Regions from separate parts of the Homo sapiens genome. Here region 2 is linked to region 1. A link is an interaction called in ENCODE POLR2A ChIA-PET data of the cell type or tissue named here. Cell type or tissue: MCF 10A. All regions are shown on one strand. Links, peaks and the distances in the headings refer to the core of each region. The heading gives the core; the rest is flanking DNA.

Region 1 (4,400 bases), core at 94-4,093:
GCCTCCTGAGTAGCTGGAATTACAGGCACGTGCCACCACATCTGGCTAATTTTTTATATTTTTGTAAAGATGGGGTTTCACCATGTTGGCCAGGCTGGACTCAAACTCCTGACCTCAAGTGATTCAACCACCTCAGCCTCCCAAAGTGTTGGGATTATTGGTGTGAGCCACCGCTCCTGGCTGTCTGCTTTGATTTATTCATTTTTTGTTAAAGCTGTGGGTAAGAGTGGGGCTACAGCTGGGGTTGTGGGGAGGTGGTATCATTTAGAAGCTTTGAAAAGACGGAAGATGTGAACTAGTCTTTTTGAAGAGTGGGAAAGAGAACATTTCAAGAAATATAGTAGGATTGTCAAGTATGCTAAGCACCCAACTGAGATTTTGGGCCATGAATTTAAAGAAAACTAATGGATATGGTGAATAAGATCAGCTGAGCACTATTTGGCTGCTCTCATGCAGGCCCAGAGTGAGCAGATTGTTGGGTATAAGCAGAGTTTCAGGCTTTCCTAATTGAATACAACAGGGTAAGCTCAGGGAGAGAAGGGCAAAGGTTTTAAGGGTGTTTGCAAGGGAGTCATTATAAACATGAGCTGTGGCTTTTAGGCTAGCTAAAGAAAAAGACGTGAGGACATGGATAGCTGATTATAGTTGAGAAAATGATAGAGTCTAAGAATGAGAGTTCTTCATGAAGTTGAAGAATTGCTGAAGCAGGAGTTCTTGAGAATCCAGAAGGATGGGGGATGCTGGTCAGAGAATGGGACTCTGGAAGTTACAGTGTCAGAAGTGTGCAGTGATTGTCATGAGAAAAAGAATGCCATGGTCATCTGAGGGGGCATGGAGGATTAGATTATCAGATGCCAAAAAGGCTGAGGAACTGAGAGGCCAAGATGTCAGATGGAATATCCACATGAATAGTGAAATCACTTTAAAATTTAAAAAATCACTTTAAAATTTAAAAAGAGAGAGAGGGAGAAATGAAAAGGAGAGCAATGAGTCAGGTGGGGTGAGGACTATTTATGTCTTCAATCAAGGCAGGCCTGGGCTTCACATTTTTTGGCTTTCTGAGGGGAGGATATTTCCAAGAAAAAAAAGAAGAAAGGCACAAAGCAAAATGAAAGAAAAAAGCCAAGAGAGTTTGTCCCAGCCCAGTGTTCTAGTGTGGTTGCCTGATTGTGAACTGCACATGCATTTTACTCTTAACTCAGGACTGCTCAAGTCTGAGCATTTGAGTAGGGCCATAGTGGACATAAGAGCACAGTTCTTAGCCCATTCTCCATATGTACATATGGGCTTTTTTATCTGCTGGAAGTATCCACAGAATTCATTAGACTCTCAAAGTGAGCATGACTCCAAAAGGTCCAGAGCCACCTCAAAGATCAGAGTGGGTTCCCTATAAAGGGGAGATGAGCAAAATCTCAGTCAATTGCACTATAATATTAATGATAATAACGATAATGATAATGGCTGATATTTATTGAGTACTTTCTTTCTTTTTTTTTTTTTTTTATGAGACGAGGTCTCACTCTGTTGCCTAGTCTGTAGTGCAGTGGCACAATCATAGCTCACTGTAGCCTTGAACTCCTGGGCTCCAGCAGTCCTCTTGCCTCAGCCTCCTAGGTACCTGAGACTACAGGGACTACAGGCACAAGCCATCATGGCTGGCTAATTTTTTTTTTAATTTTTAATTTTGTAGAGACAGAGGTCTCACTTTGCTGCCCAGGCTGGTCTCGAACTTCTGGCTTCAAGCAGTCCTCCTGCCTTAGCCTCCCAAAGTGTTGGCATTATAAGCCTGAGCCACTGTGCCTGGCTTTTATTGAGTATTTTCTATGTGCCAGGTCTCATGCAAGAGAAAACATGCCCTGAGCAAACATTTTGAGCAATCTGGTCTGTGTCAGTGAGGTGCCTCACAAGAAATGAGTAAGAAGGCATTCCACTTTAAATATCAGTCTTCGGTGAGTTGGTTACCGTGAGTCCTTTCATCAGAGACCAATCAACTCTCTGAATCACTGATCAAATTTACTTTCAGAACTTACATAGCTAACTTCACTTTGGTGACCACATCGATGTAAAGTAACCGTGTGAGGCCTTGCTGGAGTAGTCACCCTGTCTCTGTAAATCTATATCTTATTGATTGCTTCATTAGGTCACTTTCTTCAAAGTGTTTTCTTTCAATGGCAATTTACTCTGTGAGGCAAAATAAGGCAGTACTACATATAGAAAATAAAAATAACATTAAAATTTGAGATTTTTGTTTGAGTGTCGTGGCTCATGCCTATAATCCCAGCATTTTGGGAGGCTGATGCAGGAGGATCCCTTGAGCCTAGGAGTTCAAGATCAGCCTGGGCAACATAGTGAAACCTCATCTCTACAAGAAACTAAAATGTGTGTGTGTGTGTGTGTGTGTGTACACACACACGTATGTATACATGTATATACATAATTTGAGATCTTTAAAATATGGGGAAAGTTGGGTATTTGACTTAATCTATCAAAAACTTCTAAGTTTGAGATATCCTTCTTACAAATCATTGATAAAATGTGAATTCAAAATTTGTCAAGATTTTTAAATGATAATATCCAGCTTTAGTAAGCATATAAAGAAACTCACGCTCCTGTACATTGCTAGTCAATTAATACAATAGCAGTATTTTTTAATCAAGTGCTTAAAAATATTTGTACTTAGCAATTTTTCTTTCTAGGTTTTTTTTCTTATGGTGTAATTACTGATACAAATAGAGCTATATTTTGGGGATGTTTATTATGTTAAAGATAATGTTATTCTGAAAACAATCTCTTAAGTATTGAGTAAGAGATTAGTTTAACTAATTTTTATGCATCTGTACAATGGAATATAATGCAACCGTTAAAAATTAGGTTGAATAGGCCGGGCACGGTGGCTCACGCCTGTAATCCCAGCACTTTGGGAGGCCAAAGCAGGCGGATCATGAGGTCAGGAGATTGAGACCATCCTGGCTAACATGGTGAAACCCCGTCTCTACTAAAACTACAAGAAGTTAGCCGGGCGTGGTGGCTGGTGTCTGTAATCCCAGCTACTCAGGAGGCTAAGGCAGGAGAATGGTGTGAACCCGGGAGGCAGAGCTTGCAGTGAGCTGAGATCGTGCCACTGCACTCCAGCCTGGGCAATAGAGCAAGACTCTGTCTCAACAAAAAAAAAATTAGGTTGAATATTTAATGACAGAGGATATTAATGGCCTATTAAGAGAAAAAAAGTTAAAAACTGCATGCTTGGTATGACTCAATGGTTTTGAAAAAATAAATGTGAAAAAATTTATATGAAAAAAGATGAATTCATAGCAAATATTAATAGTTGCACAAGCATAGACATATAGGTCAGAAAAATAGAATTGAAAGTCCAGAAGTAAACCCTTTCACTTATGGTCAATTGATTTTTAACAAGGGCGTCTAGCCAATTCAATGAGGGTAAAGAATAATCTTTTCAATAAATGTTGCTGGGATGACTGGATATCCATGTATAAAAGAATTAAGTTTGCTGGGCATGGTGGCTCACGCCTGTAATCCCAGCACTTTAGGAGGCCGAAGTGGGCACATCACCTGAGGTCGGGAGTTTGAGACCAGCCTGACCAACATGGAGAAACCCCATCTCTATTAAAAGTACAAAATTAGCCAGGCGTGGGGGCGCATGCCTGTAATCCCAGCTACTCAGGAGGCTGAGGCAGGAGAATCGCTTGAACCCAGCAGGCGGAGGTTGCTGTGAGCCCAGATCACGCCATTGCACTCCAGCCTGGGCAACAAGAGCAAAACTCCGTCTCAAAAAAAAAAAAAAAGAATTAAGTTTAACCCCAGCCTCACACTTACCAAAAATTAAATCAAATGGATCAGACTCTAATCTCTAATGTCAGAGCTAAAGTTAGAAAATCTGTAGAAGAAAATACAGGCACAATTTTCATGACCTTGAGTCAGACAAAACCTTCTAAGATACAGCACCAAAAGCGTAAGAGACAAAAGAAAAAAATAGATAAAGTAGACTTCATCAAGTTAAAAACTTTTGTGCTGCAAGTGATACTATCATGAAAATAAAAGACAATTCATAGAATGGAATAAATGATTTGTAATTAATATATATCTGATAAGAGACTTGTAACCAGAATTTATAATGAAGTCTTAATACTTTAAAAAAAAAACAAATTTTTAAAAGGACAGAGGATCTGAATAGACCCTTTTCCATAGAAAATATGCAGATAACCAATACATGAAAAGATGCTTAACATCATTGGTAATTAGAGAAATGCAAATCAAAACCACAATGAGATAGCACTTCACACTTACTAGGATAGCAATATATATATAGTTGGCAGACAATATAAAGGGTTGTCAGGATGTGGAGAAATTGGAACCTTTATACATTGATGATGGGACTGTAA
Region 2 (4,400 bases), core at 260-4,259, 51 kb before region 1:
CCAGCACTAAAGCTAAAAGTGGGGGATCGCTTGAGGCAAGGAGTTTGAGACCAGCCTGGGCAACATAGTCAGACCCTGTTTTTACAAAAAATAAAAATAAAAAACTTAGCCAGGTGTGGTACTATGCACCTGTAGTTCAAGCTACTCAGGTGGCTGAGGTGGGAGGATCGCTTGAGCCTGGGAGGTGGAGGCTGCAGTGAGCCATAATCAGACTACTGCACTCCAGCCTGGGCAACAGAGTGAAACTCTGTCTCAAAAAATAATAATAATATAATAAAACAAAGAATCATGCAAACTTATATGAGGTAGTAGTGGGAAAAAGGCACAAGTTTTATAATTATATAGACTTGGACTTAAATCCATGTTTTACTATGCCTGGAATGCAATCTTGGGCAAGTTACTTAACCCCTCTGTGCCTCAGTCTTCTCATCTGTAAAATGGGATAGTAATAGTTCCTACTACATGATGTTGTTGTAAGGATTATGTGGGTTAATGAATATAAACCAGTTGGCACATGTAAGTTGTTAGTAAACGTGACTTCCTTTTTCTACCACTATAAAGATTTCCATGGTAGTCCAGTTTCTGCTGCAATAATGCTGCATAACAAACACCTCCAAAATTTCAATGGCTTCCAATAAGCATTCACTTCCTTGGTCATAGGTCCGATAGTTGGCTGGGGTGGCTCTATTTCAGGCTGCTTGTGAGGTTCAGGTCGACTTCATGTGTCTTTCTGGGATCAGATTGAAGGGGCAGTGGCTACATGGAGCAAGATCATTTAAAACCTCTGCTCTTAACACATTTGCTTTCATTCCATTGGCCAAGCCCAAAGTCAGTGGAGCAAGAAGGTGCAGGAAAAAGGAAATGGCTATTTGCTGAGTAGTAATCTAATTTGTCACAACCGAGAGTTTAATATTTATAAATTTCTGAATTATATATCAACAAAGAGAATGAGAAAACCTAGATCAAGTGTCCATAACTATTATCTTCCTAATATTTTAGGGGAAAAAAATCAATCAATCCAGTATTCAATTTTTGGCCAGGCGCGGTGGCTCACGCCTGTAATCCCAGGACTTTAGGAGGCCTAGGCAGGTGGATCACTTGAGGTGAGGAGTTCGAGACCAGACTGGCCAACATGGCAAAACTCTGTCTCTACTAAAAACAAAAAATTAGCCAGGTGTGGTGGTGTGGCGTGTGCCTGTAATCCCAGCTACTCGGGAGGCTGAGGCAGGAGAATCGCTTGAACCTGGCAGGCAGAGGTTGCAGTGAGCTGAGATCATGCCACTGCACTCCAGCCTGGGGAATAAGAGTGAAAACTCCATCTAAAAAAAAAAAAAAATTTTGAATTCAGTTTTAAGGATGCTTTTTATATATTGCCAAGTATTACAGAATTTCGCTTTCTTTTTAATGACTATAAATCTAAAAATTTAAAAATGAAACACTATGTTATTTATAGTGTTTTATTATGTTACTTTATATAAATTTTAATAATATATAAATGTTCTAAATAGGTTTTATTTTTATTGTGTTATATACTATATAAATAGTTCTCTAAGCAGTTACTGAGAGCCTAGCACAGATATGTTCTAGGGATTCTGAGGACTAACAAAGTAGGCAGAATAATGTCATGGAAGATGTCCAAAGGCTTGGGCTCTGGTCCTAGCCCGCCAATGGGTCTGTGGGCTGCCAATGGCTCATGCACATTCATACTTTCCCTCTCTAGGGAAAAGTGGCCAGGTGATCTGTCTGGCCCCAGATGTTTTGTTTTTGGACAGAGGATACAGTGCCTGCTTTCAGAAGAAATGGGAATACCCAAAATACAGAGGAAGGAATGTATATGTTGTCCTATCTCTACCAAAACTCAGCACAGGGAAGTGGTTCTGTATACAGGTGCAAAGGCCAGACTGCCTAAGTCTGAATCCTGGCTCTGCCACTTACCTTGGGCACCTTAGGTAACCCCTCTGAAATCTGTAAAATGATGATTTAAAATTGTACCTACTTCATAGAGCTTTTGTCAGAATTAAACAAATTACTCATCAATAGTAGTCAGAACAGGCCAGGCGCAGTGGCTCACACCTGTAATCCCAGCAATTTGGGAGGCTGAGGCAGGTGGATCACATGAGGTCAGGAGTTTGAGACCAGCCTGGCCAACATGGCAAAACCCCGTCTCTACTGAAAATACAAAAGATAGCTGGGCATGGTGGCATGCGCCTGTAGTCCCAGCTACTTGGGAGGCTGAGGCAGGAGAATCGCCTGAATCTGGGAGGCAGAGGTTGCAGTGAATGGAGATTGTGCCACTGCACTCCAGCCTGGGTGACAGAGAAAGCCTCCATCTCAAAAATTAAAAAATTTAAAAAAAAGGAGTTAGAACACTGTCTGATACCCAGGAAATGTTACAGCAGTGTTATTCATTACCTTTGTTAAACAGTTTAAAAGTTTGAGCTATTATCTTGCTCCTTAAAGAATCACTAAATGATTTCTGATCTACAATAGCTCCTTTTCATTTGTCAGAGAAACTGTGTCTATTAACTAGTAAGAAAGGAATTCTAAGTCTATTGTCTTAGAAGTAATTTAATCATTAGCTTCTCCAGTAGCTTTAAATTGTGGATAATAACCAGAGACTATTTAAGAGAGTGCAATTACTTCAACCTTCATCAGTCCATTGCAGCTCCATCTAACCATATATTTTTGTTTTTCCCTAACTATTAGTGTTAGTAAAAAAACTAATCAAAAAGAGTATCAGTCATCCTCATTTAGTTTGGTTCATTGCTTTATGGTCTTACCTTCTTTGATCTTTGATTGTTTCTTTACTCACCTTCTACTTTCATTGACTACATTATTTTAAAAATAATTATATTGTTATTTTCATTTCATATTGTTAAAAGCATAGGAACTGGTCCCCTAAATACTTAACTGATGATTATTTGCTATTATTAACAGTTTTATGAAATTCACAGTTTCATTTTCATAATTACCATTTTACTATTTAGCATACTTATTTTAAATGAAATAATAAAATAGTGCTCCTCCAACAAAGCATAAAACTTTATGGTAACTGGCTACTTTGTTGCTCTTTCAACCAAATAAAAATTTTTATATTTATTTATGAGATTTTGCTTCCTTTTGTGAAATAAAGACCTAATGAGCACAAAAATGAAGTCTTGATGCTCATGAAATCGTGATAAATATCATCACTTTTTCCCTTACTTATTGCCAAATGTCTGCCCTTCCATGCACACCCACACTCACCACCAACTACAGGGACTCACCAGTGTTCTGTGCTATGTTCAGCAGGCCAGGATGCACTATGAATATAAATGGTGAGGGGATACAGGGCTGTAACCAAGGAGCTCAGAGAGGCCAGGAGGAAGCCAAGCACCAAATCCTAGCTGTCCTAGCTTCTAGTCATTGCATTGCTGCCAAAGATGCCAAATGCTGTGGGGGGTTAACTACGATCACAACATTCACCTCTTTGCATTCTCACAAACACCCCAAAACTTGCAGACACCTCATTGCACAACTCCAGGGGGCACTGTTCACATACTGCCCAGCAGCTCTGTGAACTTGCTCTCATGTGTCCAACCTTTATCTCTAACTCTAGCCCTACCTCTTCTACCTTCTCCTGGTTAGCTTTTGTAGAGACTAAAAAATTAAATGCAGTTAATCAGAATACTCTGGTGACTAGCATTTTCTTGAGATTAGAAAAGATGAGAATGAAAGCTCAAGCAAGCTGCAGAGACATGGACTCTGCTTTCAAAAGCTGTCTGAAACTTTCAGATCTATAAAGAAATTTGACTTTTTGTAAAAGACCTTTGCATATGTTAATCATGGTCACTAAGGATCATAAGGTCTGAATATCAGAAGATGTCACCATCATAGCCTATCTACACAAGTCCTATGCAGCAATAATATGGCCTGGATTTTTGGCAATCTACTACATATATAACTGATATGATTGATTTTAAACCTGTGAAAGACTAATCATATAAATGCACTTATCTATCAGGAAAAACAAATCTTCTGTAAGATTATGTCCATATTTTGGTATTGGAATAAGTGGTCATTATAGGTATACATCTAACTGATGCAGGTATCTCCTTTATTTATTTATTTATTTAAGACCAAGTCTCACTCTGTCACCCAGGCTGGAGTGCAGTGGCATGATCTCAGCTCACTGCAGCCTCAACTTCCCAGGCTCAGGTGATCCTCTCACCTCAGCTTCCTGAGTAGCTGGGACTACAGGTGTGTGCCACCATGCCTGGCTAATTTTTGTATTTTTTGTAGAGATGGGGTTTCACCATGTTGCTCAGGCTGGTCTTGAACTCCTGAGCTCAAGCAATCTGCCCACTGCTTTGGCCTTCCAAAATGCTGGGATTACAGGTGTGAGCCACCATGCCCGGCTG

Evidence for each region. ChIA-PET counts read pairs that join two places held together with the same protein. Peaks named below come from ENCODE experiments on the same cell type or tissue, not always from the same donor. Only the 100,000 strongest peaks of a DNase experiment are listed, where the experiment ranks them.
Region 2: POLR2A ChIA-PET joins it to region 1 with 5 read pairs; 28 of 35 experiments call an interaction of 5 or more read pairs at or near these places.

What each region holds. Positions count from the first base shown.
Region 1 is chr1:200,682,249-200,686,648 of GRCh38, forward strand. All of the region lies in intron 1 of DDX59-AS1 (DDX59 antisense RNA 1), which reads left to right. Among named protein-coding and RNA genes, the nearest start is that of DDX59, 15 kb to the left of the region's middle. In MCF 10A, for the core only: no CTCF peak of the experiment used is centred there; a DNase peak (open chromatin) is centred at 1,893.
Region 2 is chr1:200,631,124-200,635,523 of GRCh38, forward strand. No RefSeq gene overlaps it. Among named protein-coding and RNA genes, the nearest start is that of KIF14, 13 kb to the left of the region's middle. In MCF 10A, for the core only: a CTCF peak has its summit at 3,518 (motif pointing right); no DNase peak of the experiment used is centred there.